2 separate regions of the Homo sapiens genome follow, and region 1 is linked to region 2. A link is an interaction called in ENCODE POLR2A ChIA-PET data of the cell type or tissue named here. Cell type or tissue: K562. All regions are shown on one strand. Links, peaks and the distances in the headings refer to the core of each region. The heading gives the core; the rest is flanking DNA. Region 1 overlaps LOC105378657 (a long non-coding RNA gene). Region 2 holds the start of MIR3659HG (MIR3659 host gene).

What was found. Peaks named below come from ENCODE experiments on the same cell type or tissue, not always from the same donor. Only the 100,000 strongest peaks of a DNase experiment are listed, where the experiment ranks them.
Region 1: POLR2A ChIA-PET joins it to region 2 with 7 read pairs; 1 of 35 experiments calls an interaction of 5 or more read pairs at or near these places.

The regions. Positions count from the first base shown.
Region 1 is chr1:38,446,165-38,456,514 of GRCh38, forward strand. All of the region lies in intron 2 of LOC105378657 (a long non-coding RNA gene), which reads right to left. Among named protein-coding and RNA genes, the nearest start is that of LINC01685, 24 kb to the right of the region's middle. RefSeq lists an enhancer at 6,383-6,884. In K562, for the core only: no CTCF peak of the experiment used is centred there; a DNase peak (open chromatin) is centred at 5,597; H3K27me3 peaks cover 3,408 bases.
Region 2 is chr1:38,046,406-38,056,755 of GRCh38, forward strand. MIR3659HG (MIR3659 host gene) reads left to right here and starts at 729. Exons shown (of 5, transcript NR_168386.1): 1 at 729-1,209. It overlaps POU3F1 (POU class 3 homeobox 1), which reads right to left and starts at 388. Exons shown (of 1, transcript NM_002699.4): 1 at 1-388. The coding sequence starts at 338. RefSeq lists silencers at 449-778, 6,964-7,023 and enhancers at 691-1,191, 1,192-1,692. In K562, for the core only: no CTCF peak of the experiment used is centred there; a DNase peak (open chromatin) is centred at 6,886; H3K27me3 peaks cover 408 bases.

The DNA of each region.
Region 1 (10,350 bases), core at 3,482-7,481, 400 kb after region 2:
AGTAAATGGCTAGGATTAAAGTGACATAGACCAAGAGTGTAAAACGCCTTTCTGGGCTTTGGCTCTCAGGCTGCCCAATTCCTCAGGACCTCCTCCCGCTGTCTTTTCTCGTTCCTTTTCATTTTCTTTGATTTTTCATCCCCTAATTTGGCCATTTGGCTCCCCTTCTTCCATCTGCTACCTTGGTCTGCTACATCAAGTAGATCTGATCTTGCTCTCAACTAACCAGATCCAGAATTAGAAATTCCATTACAGTTCCCTGCCCAGCCTTCCTTCAAAAGCAAAAGCATGTTCCCAAGTCCCGGGTCTGGGCTCCAGGGCTGCCAGTTAGTATGTGCACAATGCAGGAGTCATCATTTCCCCCCATCGATTAGCTGTCCCCCAGCAAAGTTTCCAGAGGAGCAAACAAGGACGCTGGGAGATTAGCATTCAGCTAGTTTTTCAGACTCCAAGCCACAAACACCTGCATTTTCACATCCAAAGAACCCACACACAGTCAGTCGAGAAACCAAGAGAGTACAGGCTGAGCTCCCCCAAATTCACGCCCAGATAAATAAGATACCTTTCTCAAATGCTTCCTGATGACAATCAATATCTCCCACATGTACCTAGCAGCCTTTCACATACATCCTTCTGCTTAATATTTACAATAGTCTCTCATGGAAGATGAGATTATCCACATTTTCACTTGAGAAAACTGAGGCTGAGAAAGGATCAGTGCTCAAAATCATACAGGCCCCTTAATGCTCAGAGGCAAGTCCCTTGAGTTTACAAATCCTACATCCTTCCTTCTTATCACGCTGTCACTAAGGGGCTTGCTGCCGCTTTAAGCCAGGGCTTCTCAACAGCAGTACTCTTGGCATTTGGGGCCAAGGAATTCTTTGTTGTGGGCACTGCCCTGTGCCTTGTAGGATGTCTAGCAGCATCCTTGGCCTCTGCCTACCAGATGCCAGTAGCACCTCCTCCCCAAGTTGTGACATCAAAAATGTCTCCAGACATTGTCAAATGTCCCCTGGGGAAGGGGGACCAAAATCACCTCTAGCTGAGAACTGCTGTGTTATGCTCTTCCACTCTGTGTCACTCTTCACGTTACCTACCTGAGGCAAAGGGCTGTTTTCCATGCTTGAGACAGACCCTCCTCATACACGAGAAGTCAAGGACTATAGCAAGGTCAGATGCCTATGAAAAGACTGCTTGGCAATGATAATGAAGAATGAGAAGGGCATTTTGAGCAGAAATCCAGAAGACACATATTGTTGGGGAGGGGTATATATTGGGAAGTTGTTCCAAACTGCCATCTTTTAATCTATCCATCATTCTCTCCATCTTCTGATTCATTAATCCATCCATCATATGTCATTCTACTCATTTTACGTCCATTCCCTGGTGTAAGGTCTGTGCAAGGCACCAAATGGGAGAGAAAAGTCACCCATGGATCCTTCCCATGGGGCTGTGGAAGGCAGCTGGAGCCTCAGCTCAGCAGCAGTAGACTACGTAGCCTGAGCAAGCCTTTGGGCTTCAGTTTCCTAAAACTAAAAATAATATGTTCCTTGTAAAATCATAGTAGTGACTTAATGAGCTAATGTATGTGAAAAATGCTTTATATGCGATACCAATATTAGCTGTTATTATGGACAGAAGTTATGTTGGACAAGTACAAGGAGACCATCGTACTTATTTTTTTATTTTTTATTTTATTTATTTATTTGTTTATTTTGAGACAGAGTCTTGCTCTGTTGCCCAGGATGGAATGCAGTGGTGTGATCTCAGCTCACTGCAACCTCCACCTCCTAGTTTCAAGCAATTCTCCTGTTTCAGCCTCCCAAGTAGCTGGGACTACAGGCATGTGCCACCATGCCCAGCTAATTTTTGTATTTTTGGTAGAGACAGCGTTTCACCATGTTGGCCAGGCTGGTCTCGAACTCCTGACCTCCAGTGATCCCCCCGCTTTGGTCTCCCAAAGTGCTGGGATTACAGGCGTGAGCCACTGCGCCCGGCCTGAGACTGTAATATTTAAAGGATGCAATTAAAAATGGGCAAAAGATTTGACAAGGAATTTACAGAAAAATGCAAATGGCCAAGAAATATAAAAAGATGTTCAAATTCACCTGTATTTAAGAAAATGGAAATTAAAACACTAAAATGCCATTTGTCACCCAGCAGATAGTAAAAAAAAATGCAAAATATTTATATTTAGCATCTAAAAGCTGGTGAAGGTGTGAGGAAACAGGCATTCCTATACTTCACTGATGAGCTATATCCCCACATCCTATCTGGAAAGTAATCTGCTAGTAACTATAAGAATTAAGCATATTATATCCTTTGGCCCAGAAATCACACATTTGTGACTCTTTCCTACAGAAACTAAAACATCACTATAAAAAGATGTGTGTATGAAGATTACGGACCGGAAGACAACAGGGAAAGATTTGAATAAATGTATAGAACATTATGAAGCCATTTAAACGAAAGATATATGTGAATTGGCATGGAGGAATGCCCATAATATATTATTAAGTTAAGAAAGGTAATTGTGTATGTGCAATGAGAGCACATTTAAATATTAGTAGAAAACCCCTTTATGTATGAATATATAAATGAATATGTTAGTGTGAACACAAAGAAAGACATTGGAAGATGCAAACAAAACAAAACATTGCTTACACAAGGAGGTGCTGGGGAGAGGAGGACACTGGAGAAGAAGAATGGGGAAAACATCACCCTTTACCTTACATGCTTCTGCATTTTGATTTTGTAATGTGAAAGGATTACGGCTCATCATAAAGGAACAGGAGAAGGGATGTAGAAATTCCGAGCAGGAGATTCCTTCTCCATGGAGAAGGTGGCTGGGCAGGACTTGAAAGAATGAGTGGACTCAGGACCTCCCCACATTGAGGGCGGGAGAAATCAGTCCTGAGCCTCGAAATGAGAACTCCGCATTTTAGGCCATGGCTGAGCGTACACAAGTGCAGGGAAGCTGGGTGGGGAACACTCTCAGTCCCGGCTGGGCTGGGCTTAATCCCAGATAGAAAATGAATGATTGTCCAACGACCAGCCCTGGGGGCTATGGAGACAAGGACGAGCAAAGCCATGGTCATCCTGAACTTACTAAAGACCACGTAGTGAGTGGGTTTTAACTTCAGAATTCCTGGCCAGCTGAATTCTCCACCCAGCAGCCCTTCAGAGGGAGTCTTTTCTGCATCCCCCATTGATGCTGGAGGATAGGAGAAAAGAAAATCACAAAGCCAGTTGGAAAACCTTCCTACTTTGTCTTTAGTATTAAAGAAATGCAAAGGTGATGAATTAGGCAAATTGGTTGATGTCAAGTTGTATCCATCAGAATGATTCAGAGCCCAGAATGAGTAATAGTAATGGGGAATAGCTGTTACTAAGAGTAACCAAATTAGCATTATCGAAAAAGACAAAGGAAAAGCAGGCAGCCAGCAGGCACTCTGTCCCTGAGCCTGCCCCTCAGTTTCCACAGCCCAGCTTCTGCATGGAGCCCACCCTAACTGGGGGGCGGCTTCTTGCCTAAAGCATTCCCTGTGGACTTGGAGCTTTAACAAGATCAAAGAATATTCACATCCATTTTCTTATTTGATCACATTCTTAGCAGGCCAGTGACATTGGCTCCATTTCACAGCTAGGGATCCGAAGCTCAGAGAAGTGAAAAGGTCTGCCCAGTGTCATGGTCACATAGCTGGTAAGTAACAAAAACCTAGCTTTCAACTCAGGACTCGTGAATCTTAATCCAGGACTTAAGTGCCTGTACTTTCTACAGAACGTCCATTTAAAAAAAGAAAAAAAAAAAAGGACCTACTTTTTTTCTTTAGCCATTCATTAGCAGTCAAAAGTAGGAGCTAGGTGGATGCGTGGAGAGGGGAAAGGGAAGAATATGAAAGAACTCTACAGGAGGATCACAGCTCCACAAAACCTCCCAGTGGGCCCGGACCAAGGTGCCTGGGTCTGCTGGACATGTTTAGGATGCTTGACCTCTGCCGGCCTTTTGAGCTCAAGAAGTCTTGCTTTGTGCCAAGTGACCCCACCACATTCCGTTACAGCCAATTGGCCTAAGGCAGCCCCTGAACCATCAAGGGCAGCTGGTCCACAGGTCAGCCACAAAAGATGACCAGGACCAGATCCCCTCTGTATCAAGAATTTGAACAGGGCTGGGCGTGGTGGCTCACGCCTGTAATCCCAGCACTTTGAGAGGCTGAGGCCAGCCAATCACGTGAAATCAGGAGTTCAAGACCATCCTGGCTAACACGGTGAAACCCTGTCTCTATTAAAAATACACAAAATTAGCTGGGCATGGTGGTGGGCACCTGTAGTCCCAGCTACTTGGGAGGCTGAGGCAGGAGAATTGCTAGAACCCAGGAGGCAGAGGCTGCAGTGAGCCGAGATCGTGCCACTACACTCTGGCCTAGGTGGCAGAGTGAAATTCCATCTTGGGGGAAAAGAAAAAAAAAGAATTTGAACAAGAAACAAAGAGAGAGGCTGCCATTGCTAGCAGGAACATGGTGCACAGCTGGGTGTGTTCACTTCCTGGGGCAGCCAGGACACATGAGCACACATTGGGTGCCTTAGAACAAGACAAACATCTTCTCTCATAGTTCTGGAGGCTGGAAGTTCAAAACCAAGGTGCAGTGGGGCTGTGCTCCCTCTGAAGGCCCTAGGGAAGACGCTTTCCTTGCCTCCTGGCCTCTGGAGTCTGCTGGCAATGCTTGGTGTTCCTTGGCTTGTGACAGCATCATTCCATTACCTGCCTCCAGCCTCATGTGACCATCTTCCCTCTGTGTCTTTTCATATAAGGACACCAGTGATAGGATTTAGGGGCCACGCAAATGCAGTATGACCTCATTTTAGATTGATTAACTCTGCCAAGACCCTATGTCTGAATAAGTTGATATTCATAGGTACTGAGAGTAAGGACTTCAACATATCTTTCTGGAAACACAATTCAAGCCACAACCCTGGGCCACAATAGTACAGTAGAGAAGGCCCACGGACAGCTGCCTCTGAGGCCCCCAGATCTCCCTTCAACTTAAAACTCCCTGCAGCTCCGGCCTCAGGGAAGCTGAGCTGTCAGCCACGGGTCCCTAGGAGAGCCCTACTTTTGAATCCCCAGGTACCGCTGAGGGTCTCCTTCCAATGCTCCCCGTGCTTCTTTCTGATGGTTTGACAGGGGTTATTCCTTGCAAACAAAACAGACCAAAAATAAAGCTAAGTTTAATGTTTATTTTTCTGCCATAAATTTGCTTAATTCTATAATTTAAAAGCACTAAGATGCTTCAGAGGCTCCTTTTGTTGGAAAGTAGAATATTTCTCCCATGTGCTGGCCCAGCCTAGTCACTGGGATTTTTTTTTTTTTTTTTTTTTTTTTTGCTGAAACAGCCACCTCCTGTCACCAGGATAAACAGAGACACCCCAAGGAAACCTGAATTAGAATCACTGGTGCATTCCTAAGAGGACCTTGGTTAGACCCCAAAGAAATCAGACTAGGACACAACATTCTTTTAGCAAGCTATGAAAAAGCTGCCTCCAGAGAGGCCAGCCTGCCTGAGTCATCACTGTGTGGGAAGGACTGGAGCCAGCTGTCCCGCTGGCGGGGGTCTGAATTTCTCTGCAAAGTCACACTTCAAGAGAGTCACACAGTCCCAAGTTGACAGCTGAGGTGGGAATGGCAGCTCTACTCTTTCACCCTTCCCTCTCCTCCCTAGTCATCCTCCATCCTTTCAGGCTGAGAGCTCTCCCATGCCAATCCACACACTCCTCTATTCATGGTGAAATGCTCCCCTCCCCCAGGCAGGGGCCCTAGAGACGGTGCTGGTTGTAAATATCCTGACTGTGTGCAAGGAGAGGAGACAGGAGGTCCTTGCACTCTGAAATGATCAGCTTCCATGACTGTAATTATATAAATTACATCTAAAATTTCCTATAAATTCCATATGTAATCCTACAAATTCAGTGTGTTTCTATCAAGAAGATTGGTATATTTGTGTGAGAGAGAGTGTGTGTAGAGAGGATTAGAGAGAGGATAGGGGGATCCAGTGGTTTAGAGGCTCACGAAAACCCTCTATCTGGCCCCTCCCTGACTTCATGAAGCCCTTACAGACTCACTGAGCAAGCAACCCCTACATCCTGGAAAAATTTCAGATCCAATGCTACGGCAATCACTGCCTATTCCCCTTGTATGACATGAGCTCTGTACTTCTGTGGGCAAAACATACAAATCACAGTGCTTCCCCTTTACAAGTGAAGCACGCACAAGGAGCACAGGGAAGTCTGGAAAGCGGGTGGGGCTGGGGGTTGTCAAGCCTGATTCCTGATCCTTCCATGTACTTTTAGGACCCTGCTAACCCTCAGTGTGCCCTCGGCATCTCTGCCCCCCTTTAGGAGGTCTCATCCTGACCTCAGGGAGGAGGAACTTCAACTCTAGCCAATTCTTGGCTAGATGGAATTCTTTGTGATGCAGCACCAACATCGCCATGTTAGTCAGACCTTGACTTTGTTTCCCAGTTTCTGGCTGAGCTGATGCCCTGCTCCCTCGGCTTTCGGGGTTTTTTTTGTTTGTTTGTTTTTCTGGAGTCCTATCTACTACCACAAAACTCTTAGACTGGAGTCCAGCTTGTTTTTTTGTGCGTGTTGCTTTGTTATTGTTTTTTGAGATGGAGTCTCTCTCTGTTACCAAGGCTGGGTGCAATGGTGCGATCTTGGCTCACTGCAACCTCCGCCTACTGGGTTCAAGCAATTCTGTCTCAGCCTCCAAGTAGCTGGGACTACAGGCGCCCGCCACCACGCTGGATAATTTTTGTATTTTTAGTAGAGACGGGGTTTCACCATATTGGCCAGGCTCTTCTCGAACTCCTGACCTTGTGATCACTCACCTCGGCCTCCCAAAGTGCTGTGATCACAGGCGTGAGCCACCGCGCCCGGCCGAGTCCAGCTTGTTTTTACCACGCTACTCTGTCTCCCAGGGACTGTGGTCCCAGGTTAATTCAGATCAGAGGCTGAGACTTTGACAGCTGCCATAGCCCTCTCTTCCACCTGCAGAGTGTATCAGGCAGGGTGAAGGGGAGGGGTGGCTACTCAGGTTCTCCCTCCTTGCCCTTCTCCATCTGCCAGTCCCTCTACGGTGACCCAGCATATGCCCTGCTGTATTCCAAGACAAAACAGATTTCACAATATGTGGCCGGCACAAAGGTGAGTTGTCCTTGCTACTGTCTCAGGCCTTTCCCTCAAGATAATCCAGCCCTGAACACTCAGCAAACAACTGGTTGTCAGAATGTTTCCCAGGGTGGGAATGACCAGAGAACCCCATGCTGTTAGTCCAAGGTTTCTGGACCTAGAAGGGCCCTTAAAATCAGCCAGCCGGATACACCATTTTACAGATGAGAAAACAGAGGTCCCCAACTCTAGACCAAGAAGAAGGTAAGATCAGCGGCAGACACATATTCATCAACTGCATGCGTCGAGGGCTACTGTAGACCGAGCATTACAGATACAGCCTCTGCTTTTGGAGGCACAGTGTCCAGAGTAGGACAGAGCAGACACACAAGTGCAATCCACCAAGGAAGTGCTGTGATGGGGATGATTTGGAGACACGCTGTCCAGAGGAGGACAGAGCAGACACGCGGGTTCAATCCAACAGGGAAGTGCTGGGATAGGGATGGCACATGATGGACATGAGAGCCAGAACACAGGCTTCCAACCCCGAGGAGCAGGGAAGGTTGACTGGGGGCCAAGAAAATGTGGTCTGCATCCTCAAGACAATATTTGCTCAGCATAAGGTGCGAATCTAGTGTTTTTCACCTTTTCATTTCCAGTGCTAAACCAAAGACATCTATGGTGGCAGACTGAACCAGAGAATTCGTTATGAAAACTGCATGTTGCATGGTCTGAGCTTGATGGCTTATAAATGGGAAACAACCACTGCCTTCAAACATGCTCCTCCCTGCCCCGCCATGCCATCTTGGGGAGAACTCAGAGCTTTCTTCTCACTTGCAGTCATGAGAATGTTCTCTGTTGAGGTAGTTAAAACTTACTTCCATGTATTAAAAAGGCCAAAGTATCCAAATAAAAATTGCCCAAATTGAAACTTCTGTCTTGCATATGATTCAAAGCCACTTCACTTTGCCAGGCTCAGGACTCATCCCTGGGGCTGAGAAGGGGGTGTGGCCTACTGGACCAGGAGAAGGAGGCGTGGCCTACTGGACCAGGAGAAGAGGGCATGGCCTACTGGACAAGGAGAAGGGGGCATGGCCTACTGGACAAGGAAAGGGGGCGTGGCCTATTGGACAAGGAGAAAGGGATGTGGTCTATTGGACAAGGAGAAAGGGATGTGGTCTACTGGACAAGGAGAAAGGGATGTGGCCTACTGACATAGAGAAGAGGATGTGGCCTACGGGACATAGAGAACGGGGTGTCGCCTACTGACAGAGAAGGGAGTGTGGCCTACTGGACATAGAGAAGGGGGTGTGGCTTACTGGACATAGAGAAGGGGGTGTGGCCTACTCTTTCCTTGCTTTTCCCTTTTTTATCCTCATCCCACTGCTGTTCTTGGCTACTCTAGAATAGAGGCAAGAGAAGTAGGGATTATAAGGAAAGAGTGAGTCTTATCTTTAACTAGTCCTACAGTCCTCTCTTGGCCAATGCTGGTTAGCATTAATGCTCTTAATGTGACAGGCCTTCAAATGCTGGCTCTCTCACTGGGAAGTTTCTACTGGGACGTCCACCCTCCATGGTCTCCTGATATGAGCAATGTGCCCTCTGGCTGACCTCTTGCAACTTTCCTCTTACCCCAGGATCTGCACTAAAGGAGTCCTCCTGCCTGGAAGGTGGAACGTCCTCACCACCTAGAACTGCCTAAACCGAGCTGTCCTCCATAGCAACCACTTCCCTCCTGAGATACTCACGTGCCTTTGCCATGCTCCACAGTGACATACAGGCTGCTCATCTGCTGTCCTACCTTTGCCCTCACAATTGCAAATGACTCCAATTACTACTTGCCTTCAGAATTCCCCAGTCACCAGTTTCTATATTCACGTGCCAAGGAACGCATGCCAAGCTCTCCAAGCACTCTCCCACTCTGCTTCACTCCCGGCCATCACTGGGTAGGCTTGGAAGCTTCTGCAGCTCAGCAGTTGTCCAGTTGAAGAGTGAGATGCCTGTCTGCACTTGTGCAGGCATTTCACGCTCTGAGCGGCCCTCTTGGAAACCTGTTACTTGGCTTGGGGAATGAGGATACCCACTCCTCTTATTTTCACCATGGGGCAGGAAAGGAAAAGGCACAGCTCTCCTTATCAAGCCAATGGCTCATATACCTCTCAATTTCTGCCTTCAATCTACTCTCTAGTTCTTCTGTCTATATGGACTGAGGATGGGCAACAGGGAAAAGACGGGTCAGTTTGGCTCATTTTCTGGAAGCCCCAGAGAGTTTATCTGGTAGCAACTGTTTCCATCTATTTCCATCCAATATTCCTGCTATTTCAAGATAGGAGGAAAGTCATGTTAACATCCTATTTCACTCAAATCATTGCTTTCACTGATGAGGGTAACTGGTGTAATCCCTAGACTTTAGAAATCATGTAGCCCATCTCCCTGCTGTGGCAGAGAGGAGAGCCTGGGGTCCAGAAAGGGGAAGATTGGCTTAGCAGCCCAGGGACAACCCCCAGAAACCCTGACCTGAGACTTATGCGCCATCCCCTGCTTTTCCCTTGATTGTCTCCACCAGACCAGTGTGAATCATCTCACCGGAAACCGTGTTCAGCACAGTCCTTTGCTTACTGAAAGTCAAGGCTTCTGGAAAAGCCGAGGCTGAAGCTGTGGTGCTGACTAGGGGCTGGGGGCGGGGAGTGGATCCCTGGCTCCAGGAAAGGGAGCAAAAAGCTAATGCCAGGCAGGTCAGGAGCCCTAAAGGGGAAATGTGACAGTAATTAAGGAGGAAGCTGGCCTTCTCATCCTGGGTCATGACCACTCCCTATAGTCTCTGTCGAGGTCACTTGAAGCGGAAGATTGTATCCGGCCAGACATTGGAGGCACAAGCTCAGCAAAGTGTTCAGGACAGCTTTATTTAATTCCCTGTCCATATGGAAATGCCCTGCACTGAACGGTTTGGAAGCCACAATTGCATTAGCCGTCTGGAGCTCCCATAAGCTTAATCAAGCCATAATCAAGGATCTTCTGTGATTGTCCATTATCTGCCTCTCAGCCAGAGAGGCACGTTCTTGAGGGAAAGTGATCAGAGAGCTGCGTTCTTGGCACTAATTACATGCTAGCCTGCATCTGTGTCCCTCCCGCGGCCGTCAGGAGCCATTGTGGATGGCCCCGGGACATCTCACCCACTTCTGT
Region 2 (10,350 bases), core at 2,914-6,913:
TGGAAACCTCCGCCGCCGCCGCCGTCGTCGGCTCGGCCGGTGCCGCCGCCGCCTGCCTTGCCGTGTTCTAGGTGCGGGCCGCCGGCCCAATCGCCGCCGCCGCCTCCTCCCGTGGGTAGCCACTGGGGGTGCGCTAGGCCCACGGGGTGGCCCGCGCCCGCGCCCAGCCACTCGTGGTGCATCAGCTTCTGCACTTCGCGGTACGCGGCCCCTGCATGCAATCGCTCCGCGGCCGCCGCCGCCGCCGCCGCCGCCGCGGCGTCCGGGTGCATAAGCGGCCCGGTGCCCCCGGCTCCGCCACCGGGGCCCCGCGGCAGGTACTGCGCGGTGGTGGCCATGCCGCCCCGCGCCCTGCGCCGCGCCGCCGCCGCCGCTCCGCTCCGTCTGCGGGCCCCGCCGCCTCGCTCCGCCGGCTTAAAGCCCCGACCCGCTCGGCGCTCCGGAGCCCCACCCCGCCCGCCGCCCATTGGCTGCCCGCGGAGCTGCCTCCCGCCTCCCCTGCCCGGCCCCCGCCCCGCGCGCCCGCCCGCCACCCTGCCCGGCCGCCCAGAGCTCTCCATTGGGCGTCGCTCCCGGGGTCCCGCGCGCCGGCCGTGCTGATTGGCCGCTGGGGCTTCATTCACGGCCCCCCTACCGTCCGCGTACACACTCACGCCCCGGGGGCGCGGCCGCCACGTGGGGAGTGGCGCGGGGGTGGCCCTGGGACCGCACCCCCTCTCGTCCTGGCTGTGTGGGCCCCGCTTTCCCCCAGCGCTGGAGACTCCGAGCCCGGCCGGTCCCACATTCCACGCGAGCTGAATTCCCGCCCGCATCCCGCCCGGGCAGCAGGGATTGCCGGCTCCGGGAGGCGCTCGGGCTCCGAGAAGCGGCTCAGCCCCGCGCCCCTCCCTCCTCAGTACCGCTGCCGGCGGACCAGGATTCCCGCGGGTCCTGGCGGCTGCGAGCGCGAGGCGGCGCGGATTCGCGGCTCGGTTCCGGCGCGACTGCTCACCGCGCCCGCCTCGCCTCCCGCGGCTGCCAGCGTGCACTGGGCGCTCCTCGGCGCGTCTGCCCGGCCCGTCTCGGCTTTCCTTCTCCTTCCTCTAGTCCCAGCGTCACAACTCCGCCGACCTCCTCTGCCCTGAGAGCGCGTCCGGTGCGGGCGGAGTCGGACGGACTCTGGCTTCACGCCTCGCGCGGGCACACCTTCTCCCGGGCACTGAGGCCCAGGTGAGTACCGCGCGGGCAGCTGGGGCTGGGACGGCGGGCGGCAGCGGTTCTACAGTCCTACGCGAGCCCCTGGTACCCGGCCGCGCTCCGGGGTTCCAGAAGGAGAAGATCTCGAGGTGGAGACTGTGGCTCCGGGGAAAACGCTGCTGGCAAGGGCGCTAGTTGGGGGTGGACGTTGGGCCCAGGGGTATCTGACCTGCGCCGCTGCAGCCTTCTCGCTCCTTCTCCCAGCTTGAACGGCTCATCGGCTGTGGTCGTGGTGGGATCACGCCCCGGGAGAGGAGAAGGATGGGCTCAGGGAAGGGGCTCGGGCTCTCCAGAAATCCGGCGTGCAGGCCGGGAGCTGTCCAGCCTCGCTAAGAGCCCTGGGCTAGAGTTTGCCCGGACTTGCCTGGAGCTGCTGAAAAGGGAATTGAGATTGAGGAGGCCTTGTTGGAAAGGTGGGCAGTGGAATTTAGCTACCTCCTCACGCCCCAGCCCTTGAGGACTCCCTGAAGGATCTTGAGTGGAGTCGGACCTCACTGCAGTTCCTTTGTGCCTTCTTACCCGACCTTGGGCCCCAGGCTGAGGGTACTGAGCTGTGTTTTCTCCTCTTCCCCACACCGAGGCTTGGGTCCCAGGGAGTCTTCAGCTGCCAGTCCTCCCTCTTTTCTCTCCTGGATCTAGCCTCAAGTGGATTTATAGCTTACAGGGCCCTGGGGTCCCAGATCACAGAACTGAGCTGGGGGCCCACCTAGGGCCCCACTGGGCAAATCAGGTCTGTGGAATAAATCCTTAGATTGAAAAAAGTTGCTGGGGGCTCAGGTGGCAGCTGCCATTGGAACGATCCAGGGCGGCTGGGACAGAGTTGACAGTGACAGGGGTCACCCTGGGCACAGACTTTGATCATGTGGGCCCTGAATGCCCTAGGACCAGCCAGGGAAGGAGTGGGACAGAGCAGGGCCCTTATCCTGCCATTGGCCACTGTCCTGAGCAGGCTCCGTGGTCCCACCCTAGCTGTAAGAGCTGCGATGGAGCTCTGTGTCTGAACCGAGCTAGAGATACTGGGCTTTCCTGGACTCTGGCCCAGGGAATGGTCACCTTGAGGCAGCCCAGGTCTTTCACCTTTCCCAGGCCTGGGAGGTAGGAGGAAGACTGGGAATTCCGCAGTGAAGTCCATGCTCGTGCCAGCCCTAACCAGGCCTGTGTGATATTGAAGCTTGGGCTTTCAACCTGGAGCTGCCATCATCTCCCTGGGCAAGAGTAACTCTGGTCTAGCCTTCCTAGCTCTTGGTTTTCCTTCCTGTATGTTGGGAATAACAGTACTATAGGCAGCCCACCTGTCTCACTAAGGTAGGTCAGATAGTTATGTGAGACAACGGGGGTGTAAAGCTCTCAGATAGGTGTTTACTTTGGTCGTTTCCATTGTTGCTGTTCAGTGACAGGCAAGGCATTCCCCCTCTCTAACTAAATCTCAGTTTCTCCACCTGTAGCGTGGGATTGCAGAGGTTTGGACCAGTCGACCTCTCTGGCACTTCTCACTCTCATGGTCTGTGATTCTGTGAATCTGTCTCAGTTCCTGTTGAAGGAAGTCTGGACAGCGGGCAGGTGTTTTGATTTCCAGCCTTTGGAATTGCCACTGAGGCTGGAAGAACAATGACCAACAGGCACGGATTTTTTTTTTTTTTTTAAATTATACTTTAAGTTCTGGGATACATGAACAGAATGTGCAGGTTTGTTACATAGGTATACATACAGGCACAGTGTTTTAGCAAGTACTTTTACCTGTACCTCTCAGCCCTGTGAGAGAGCACTGAGATTATTATCTTCATTGCCTAGATGAGGGACCCAAAATTTGTCCAAGGGCACAGGACCTGTGAGTTTTCACTCATCATTCCCCTCATTACCGTGGGATGGGGGTCTATGGAGGCAGCAGCTTTGGCTGGCACAGCAAAGAGAGCCCTTGGCCCTGTTTCTGGTAGGTCTCAAGGGCAGGCCAGGGCCTGCTGGGGCTCCTGAAACCGTCTTCCCATGTCTGTGCTGAATTGAGGGGCATCAGCAGTAGAGCAGTAGCGAGGCTTCTAGGTTATCAGCTTGTCACCCAGCAAATCAAAGTCCCAATCCCACCATGTCCTTTAGCAGCCCTGTGACTTTGTGTGAGCCACATTGCCTCTTGGAGCCTAAGTTTGTGCATCTTACAGTGAGAACAATAATGCCTGCTTTTCAGGATTGCTCTGAGGCTCCACAGATGAAATAAGGCATGCAATTTAGGTGCCCTTTAAATGTTAGATGCTGGCCTGGGCTGGAAAGCAGTTTGAAGCAGGAAAGATATAATTCTTTTCTCTGCTTTGGAAATTTTAGACCTTCTACAGGGATATGGGTTTGGTCTTGAGTCAGAATTTTCTTGTGTTTGAGTTAAGTTTCCCCCAGGAAGTCTTGACATCACTCTTAAGATTCTGTGTGGGACACTAGGGCTGAGACATGGCCACTGGTAGAAACATCTGCAGCTGAGCAACCCCTTTGTCCTGCAGCACCACCTTCTTAGGCCCTGGGGAGAACTCATCCTCAGACCCACAACACGTAGGCAGGGTGTACACACAGAGGTCAGACATCCACGTGACCCATGCAGACACAGAGTGGTGTGGGCATGAGAACAGGTGTGCACACACACACACACACACACACACACACACACAGATACAACCATGCAATTTAGCACAGGACTGAATGTACGGATTCACAATAGGAACACACAAACTTGCACCATTAGGCTGAATATTGATAGTCACACAAAGCAACACCCAGTGGTAAATACAGGCATGTGTCTAAATGGGGAGATACACAGAACCCACACATAGGCTGAAATAGGCTGAAGTAGGCACTGCTTTGCTGACACAGAGATACATGAAACCTAACAGGCTCTTGGGGCCACAAACATGGAGACTCTCAGCTGGTGTGCCGAGTCACACACATAGGCATACCATCATACTCACACACAAGAGCACGTGGAGCCAGCCATGCACACCCTCTCACCCAGATGCACAAAGAGGCTTACCCCACACATCACAGAGACACACAGACATATCTACCCACACCCTGTAAGAAATAACAGATCCGCTCAGGGGATCAGAAAGCAGAGGAAAGGGCTGTGTCCAACCCAGAGTTTGGTCCACATGGTTTGGTTGCAGCGCTAGGCCCAAGGCTTTTCTTTTCATATTTTTTCCCACTCTCCTTTTCTGTGGAGTGCAGCTCCCAGCCAGGCCGCCGCCAGTTTCAGAGTCTCCCGGGCCTCCCTCCCCAGTGGGGCCTCTGCCCAGCCCGCCCCCAGGCAGGAGCTGCTTGGGCTTTCCCAGAGCACAGCAGCCTCCTCCAGGCTCTGGAGTGTGACCGAGCGCCTACTCATTTGACACAGGTCACCGAGCCTCCAGCAGATGGGGCCCTCGCTGTGGGGGGTCTCTGAGCCGGGGGCTGTGGGGGGCTGGGAGTAGGAGGGAGGCTCTGCAGGGATGGACAGGCTACACAAGCTCCAGCTCCTTATACTCTTTCTGCAAAGCCCCGGGTTACAGACGTGGGACCTAGAATACAACTATACTCACGAGTCAGTCGTCATCAGCACCCTGGCGGCCACATACACAGGGCAGTATTCCAGACACACATCCCAGGTGTCAGGGGGCCTAACAATGGCACGCCGAGCACAGCTTTGGGAAGGAGAAAGAGGAAGAGCCTTGCTCAGCGTCTCCTGGAGGCAGCTGGGTCTGGCTGCTTTCCCCCTTTGGTCTCTGAGCCCCCGAGCTCTCTTCTGTGAGTTGGTCAGTTGGTTAGGAGTCCAGGATGGGTTGAGAGCAGATGCAGTTTCAGACCTCAGGCCTTTTCAGTGCTGGGGGAAGACAGGCTCCAGGATGCTCCACCTGGATTCCTCACAAGTCAGGAATGCTAAGAGATGAAGAGGAGAGATGGGGCCCATGGGAAGTGCTGCCGGACAGGCTGTGTATCTTAGGATGCCTCCCGCATGCATGGACTTTGAGTCTTTGAGGCTGGCTGGACCGGGGCAGCACTCGCGGGCCACTTCCTTTCCCTCCTGGCAGTCTCCTTATGCCCTGGATCTTGCCTTTTCAGAGTGGCCTGGCTTGGCAGTAAAGGGTCCTGGGTTCCATCTTGGCCCTGACTCAGGCCTCATTTTGGGCCAGTGTCAGCCTCCTAACCCTCTGTATCCTCATCTGAAAGTTGGGCAATATGGTCTCTGTTGGCTGCTTGAGAAGATGGGGGTGAGATCACTGCTTGAAGAAAACTTGGAAAGGGAAAGTGTGGCTTGATTTCCCTCCCTGGCCGGCCATCTGGGGTGGGTAAGAGGCTGTGTGAGCAGGCGTGGAACCTGCCTGCTCCCCTAACCAGTTCTTGCTAAAGAGTGTCAGGAGGGACCACGCCCACTGGGGCTTGCTGCCCGCGCATTCTGAGCTGCAATGTGGTTTTGACTGGAAGAGTCTGGCAGGGTCCTAGCTGTCATAAATTCCCAGTCTTAGGAGGGTGCCAGGGTCATCTTATTGATCCACTGCCTTGGCGAGGGTGGGTGCCATCTAGACAGATTTGTAGTGCTTGCCACCATCCTAAAGCTCTCCCCGCATAGGATGAGCTCACCCTTCTGAGCCCTCAAAGCCCCTACGTCTCTCCCTCTAAGCTCAGCCCCTTCAGGTGTCCAGTTCTTCTGTCCTTCCTGTAATCTTTAGAGCCCAAGGCAGAAGAGAGGAGTAGTAGTAGGGCCGTCGCTGCCTTTGGCAGAAGAGAAAGGAGCGATCTAACTTATTTAATCTCAGGTCTTGGTGAAGGGAAGGAGGGACAGAAGGTGAAATATCTCTTTGGGAAGAATCTTTCCTTGTATTTTTGTTTTCCTGCCTCAGCCCCTAGGCTGTGGGTGTGGGTAGGGGTCCTCCCAGAGTGTCAGTAGAATATTCAAATTAGGGGTGGTCAATTGCTCTTGAAATTTACTTTCATTTTTAGCAGAATGTCAGCCTTTGAGCTGGTGTTAATGCCCACAATCCGGTTATGCAGAACACGCTCTCTGCAAATCGGTAAATCATTAGTGGGGATTAATCAACTCTGAAAGGCTGGGGCTAGGCTTTAGTTTCTTTCTTTCTTTCTTTCTTTTTTTTAAAACATACTTTTTATCCGGATGGCTGCAAAATTCACCATCACAGGATAGGGTGGGAGCAGGGGATGATAATTTAAGTCCTTGTCACCATCATTAGAAAAGTGAGATACCTTTCTGGGCCTTGGGTTGACTTTGTAGTCCAATTGAAGGGTGGGAGTAGGCAGTTTGGGTGGGGTGGGAGGAAGGGAGGGCAGTTCCCTTGTGATTATATGTGTTATGATGTTTATAATAGTGTGTAGGTGGCTTGGTGTGCTTGTATATATGGTGACTTTATGTTAGCATGCTTGCATGAATTCATACGTTTCTACTTTAGAGATGCCCATTTATGTGCTTGTGTTAGGGTGCTTTTGCTTGGTTTGTATTAGTGTCAGACACTTGGTTTGTAATTGTGTCAGACAGTACTTCCGTTTGAGAGTGTTTTGGGATACTGTTTTATTGTGTGTGTGAGTACTTCCCCTCTGGTGGGAGACCACATCTCACCCTCCTCAGCCTCAGGGTAGCTCCCTAGGGGAGGAAGGTAGAACAGGAGGGCAGTCCCAACCAGCACCTGCTGGGGGGGTGTGGCTCAAGGTTGATTTGCATATTCATGAGCTAGCTGCCTGGTGGCTTGGGGAGCTCTCCTCTTGAAGAGACTCAGTCTGAGCCCAAGTGGGAGACCTCTTAGGGCAGATAGGGAGGTCAGGCTCTCACTGTTAACACCTCTTACTCCCCAGTCTCAGGTATAGTGGCTGCCTCCACCCCATGGCTCAGGAACCTCCAAAACCCGCAGTTCCTGAAACCTGACCTCTGCATAGCCACAGTACACATAATTCTAGCTTCCAATAGGGATAAGAGTGATGTGGCCGCTCCTATCAGGAAGCTGTCAGTTCCTGGACGCTCCTGTGGGGGATCTTGGGGAAGGAAGCTTATTCTTCCAGCCAGGATCAAGCTGATAAATGGGACCATCTCCCCATTCTCTGTTCACACTGGATCAGCCTCCTTATTCCTCTCCTTCTCCCTAGCTTAATGCAGCCCAGCTTTGGAGTAGTAATTACCTTCACATGACCCAGTAATCATATTCCCTGGGTGTTGAGCAGAGCATGTGTGTACGGGGATGAGGTCACAGGACTTTCCCTTCCCCTCTAGTCACAGAGTGTGAGGTTTGAGGTGGGATTTAATGGGCCTGGTCCTTACATCAACCCACATTTTCCTCTAACCACCCCCACCTCCCTCTCCCAATATAGGGTCAGCTTGGCTAGCCTGGGCATCACCGTTTGCTACTCCCCAGATGGCACAGGTGCCCTGTACTCCTGTACATGTGCCTCGTTCATCATCCCACTGTATGTCTCCCCACGCCTCCAATGTAGTAGTCTAGCTTGTAGTCAGGGGGAAGAATGGAATGATACAACTACTTGGCTTTTGCAAGGTGGGAAGGTCTGGGGAGAGTTGTCTGGGCTCATTGCTGACCTTTCTCAGCTTTCTTGGGGGGTAGCAGGTGGAGGGTGGAAGTGGTGAAGGAGGATTTAGGAATTATATTTTCCCAGGGACCTCTCAGCATCTTTATATATCTCTCGTGGCAGACATCTGTCTGAGCTTAGGGTAGCATCTGCCTAGGCTAGGGACAACATCTGTTTGAGGCTGGGACACCTGGCTGAGCCCAGCACATTATCTGGCCCTGGGACAGCTTCTGTCTGAGCTCAGGACATGTGTTTGAACCTGGCACAACATCTGTCTGGGCCTGGTACATCATCTTCCTGGCCTGGGGGCAATGTCTGTTTGAGCCCTGGATGTGTGTTTAACTTGGGGACGTCTGCTGGGCCTGGAACAATACCTGTCTGAGCCTGGGGATGGACTTGTCATTGCAGATAAAATCACCCCTGAGCCTCAACTTTGGTTTGTGGCTGAACACAGAGTGTGTGCAGGGCTCATGTCCCTGTTCTCCTTTCTACCGAGGAACGGGATCTTAGGTGGAATGCCTCAGTTTACCTTCAATTGTAGGTCCATTGGCCTGGTTGCTCTGGGTACCTCGAGCACTGGACAAAGCCTACAACCCCAGTGGCTCTGGGAAACCAAAGTCAAAAGAACGCATGAGGGGATCGATAGGTTATAAAATCCAGTGACCGGTCTAGGATGATTCTCCCTTTCTCCAATCCCTCATCTAGGTACTTGAGTCAGGTCACAGTGTTCCCACTAAGACACAATTTGGACATGTCACTTTGCACTTGGCTCCTGAGAACCCTTCTATTTATTTATTTATTTATTTATTTATTTATTTATTTATTTATTTTTTGAGACAGAGTCTCACGCTGTTGCCCAGGCTGGAGTGCAGTGGTGCAATCTTGGCTCACTGCAACCTCCGCCTCCCGGGTTCAAGCTATTCTCCTGCCTCAGCCTCCCGGGTAGCTGGGACTACAGGCACCCACCACCACACCTGGCTAATTTTCCTGAGAACACTTCTATTGCTCCCTGTTATGTACATCATCAGGCCCAAAGTCCCTGGTAATCCTGTCTCTGCTGACCCTCTGAATCCAGCAACACTGAGCTCTGTTCCTGCAAACACACGGGGCCCTCCGAGACCCCTTATCTCCACACACATGGTTCCCTCTCCTGGGAATGTCCACCATCTCTGCTTTACATTCTTCAAATCCCAGCACAAGGGTCACCAGCCCTGGGAAGTTTTCCCCTCTAGACTAAGCCACAGCCTCTGTCCTGCTTCCACAGTCCATTTGTGCATTAGCATTTACAGGCCTATATTGTCATTAATTCTTTGTGTGTCTGTCTCTCCCATAGGACTGTGAGCTCTGGGGCTCCGGGACTGGATCTGCTTCACCTCTATCCCCCAGCACCCAGCTCAATTCCCGGTCTATAGTACTCACCAATAAAGAATGCCTGTTGAATGACCATAGGTTGTGCCCCTGTGATCTCATTTCCTTCTTTTTTAAAAATGAGGGCTTAGAGGGATACTGTAGACACTGGTTTGCAGTCTCAGAAGAAGTGGGCTTCAGAGAAGAGGGCATGTCTTTTTCATACCTGGTTGGTTGACTGTAGCCAAAAGCGCTGGGTAATGGACCCAGAGTGCCCTGGACAAGAGCCTGGTGGAGGCTTGTCCTGCCCAAGGTTCTTTATCGGTGAAGTGAAGTGAAGGTCAGGGGGCAGCAATGAATCCAGACATAATAGCCTCTCTGTGGGCTGCAGGGATGGGACTAAGTCTAATAAGGAGGACTGTGTCGGGCAAATGTCAGGACCTTGACCTGGGACCAAACCCAACTCCTTGGGGGCAGGTGGGAGAATAGAGGCCTGGCTCAGCACGAATGGAGAAGTTACAGGGTTCCTAGGTATGCTCGTCTTGCCAGAGAGAGAAAGTCACAAAAAGTTTTATCAATATCAACGTTGTATCCAGAGCAAGGTGCTCTCACTGGTCAGGACACCCTGGCACCTGGCCAGCTTCAGAGGGACATGGATCCCTAGGAATGTGTATGGGGAGAAAGGCCAGAATAGGGGGGCATGTGGAACCATGAAGAGGTAGCTGAGAAGTGAATGTTCCGAGGACATGGTCTCTGCTTTTGTGTCTTTTATTCCACCAAATAGGAATATCTTTATGTTTTTGCTGATGATAAAAACAATACAAGCTCATTTGTAAACACTAGAAAAGTAGTATACAAAATAGAAAATGGAAGTCCTCCATCAGCCTCTCTGCCTCATTCCTCATAACTACTCCTGGTGGCTATATCTTTCCAGACCTTTTTTTTGTGTGGACACACAGTACTTAATAATAGTAGCTTAGGTTTATTGAGGGTTTATGATGTGCAGGTACTGTGCTAAATGCTTCTACCTGAATTTACGCATTGCATCCTCACAAAAACATTATGGGTTAGCTGCAACTATTATTCCCATTTTACAAATGAAGAAACTGAGGCTCAGAGAGTTGAACTCAAACTTGCCAGGGTTATCCAGGTAGTAATCTATATCGTTATCTGTGGATCTATTATGTACAGATATATAGATAGATAGAGATATGAATTCTTTTGGCAGAAGAT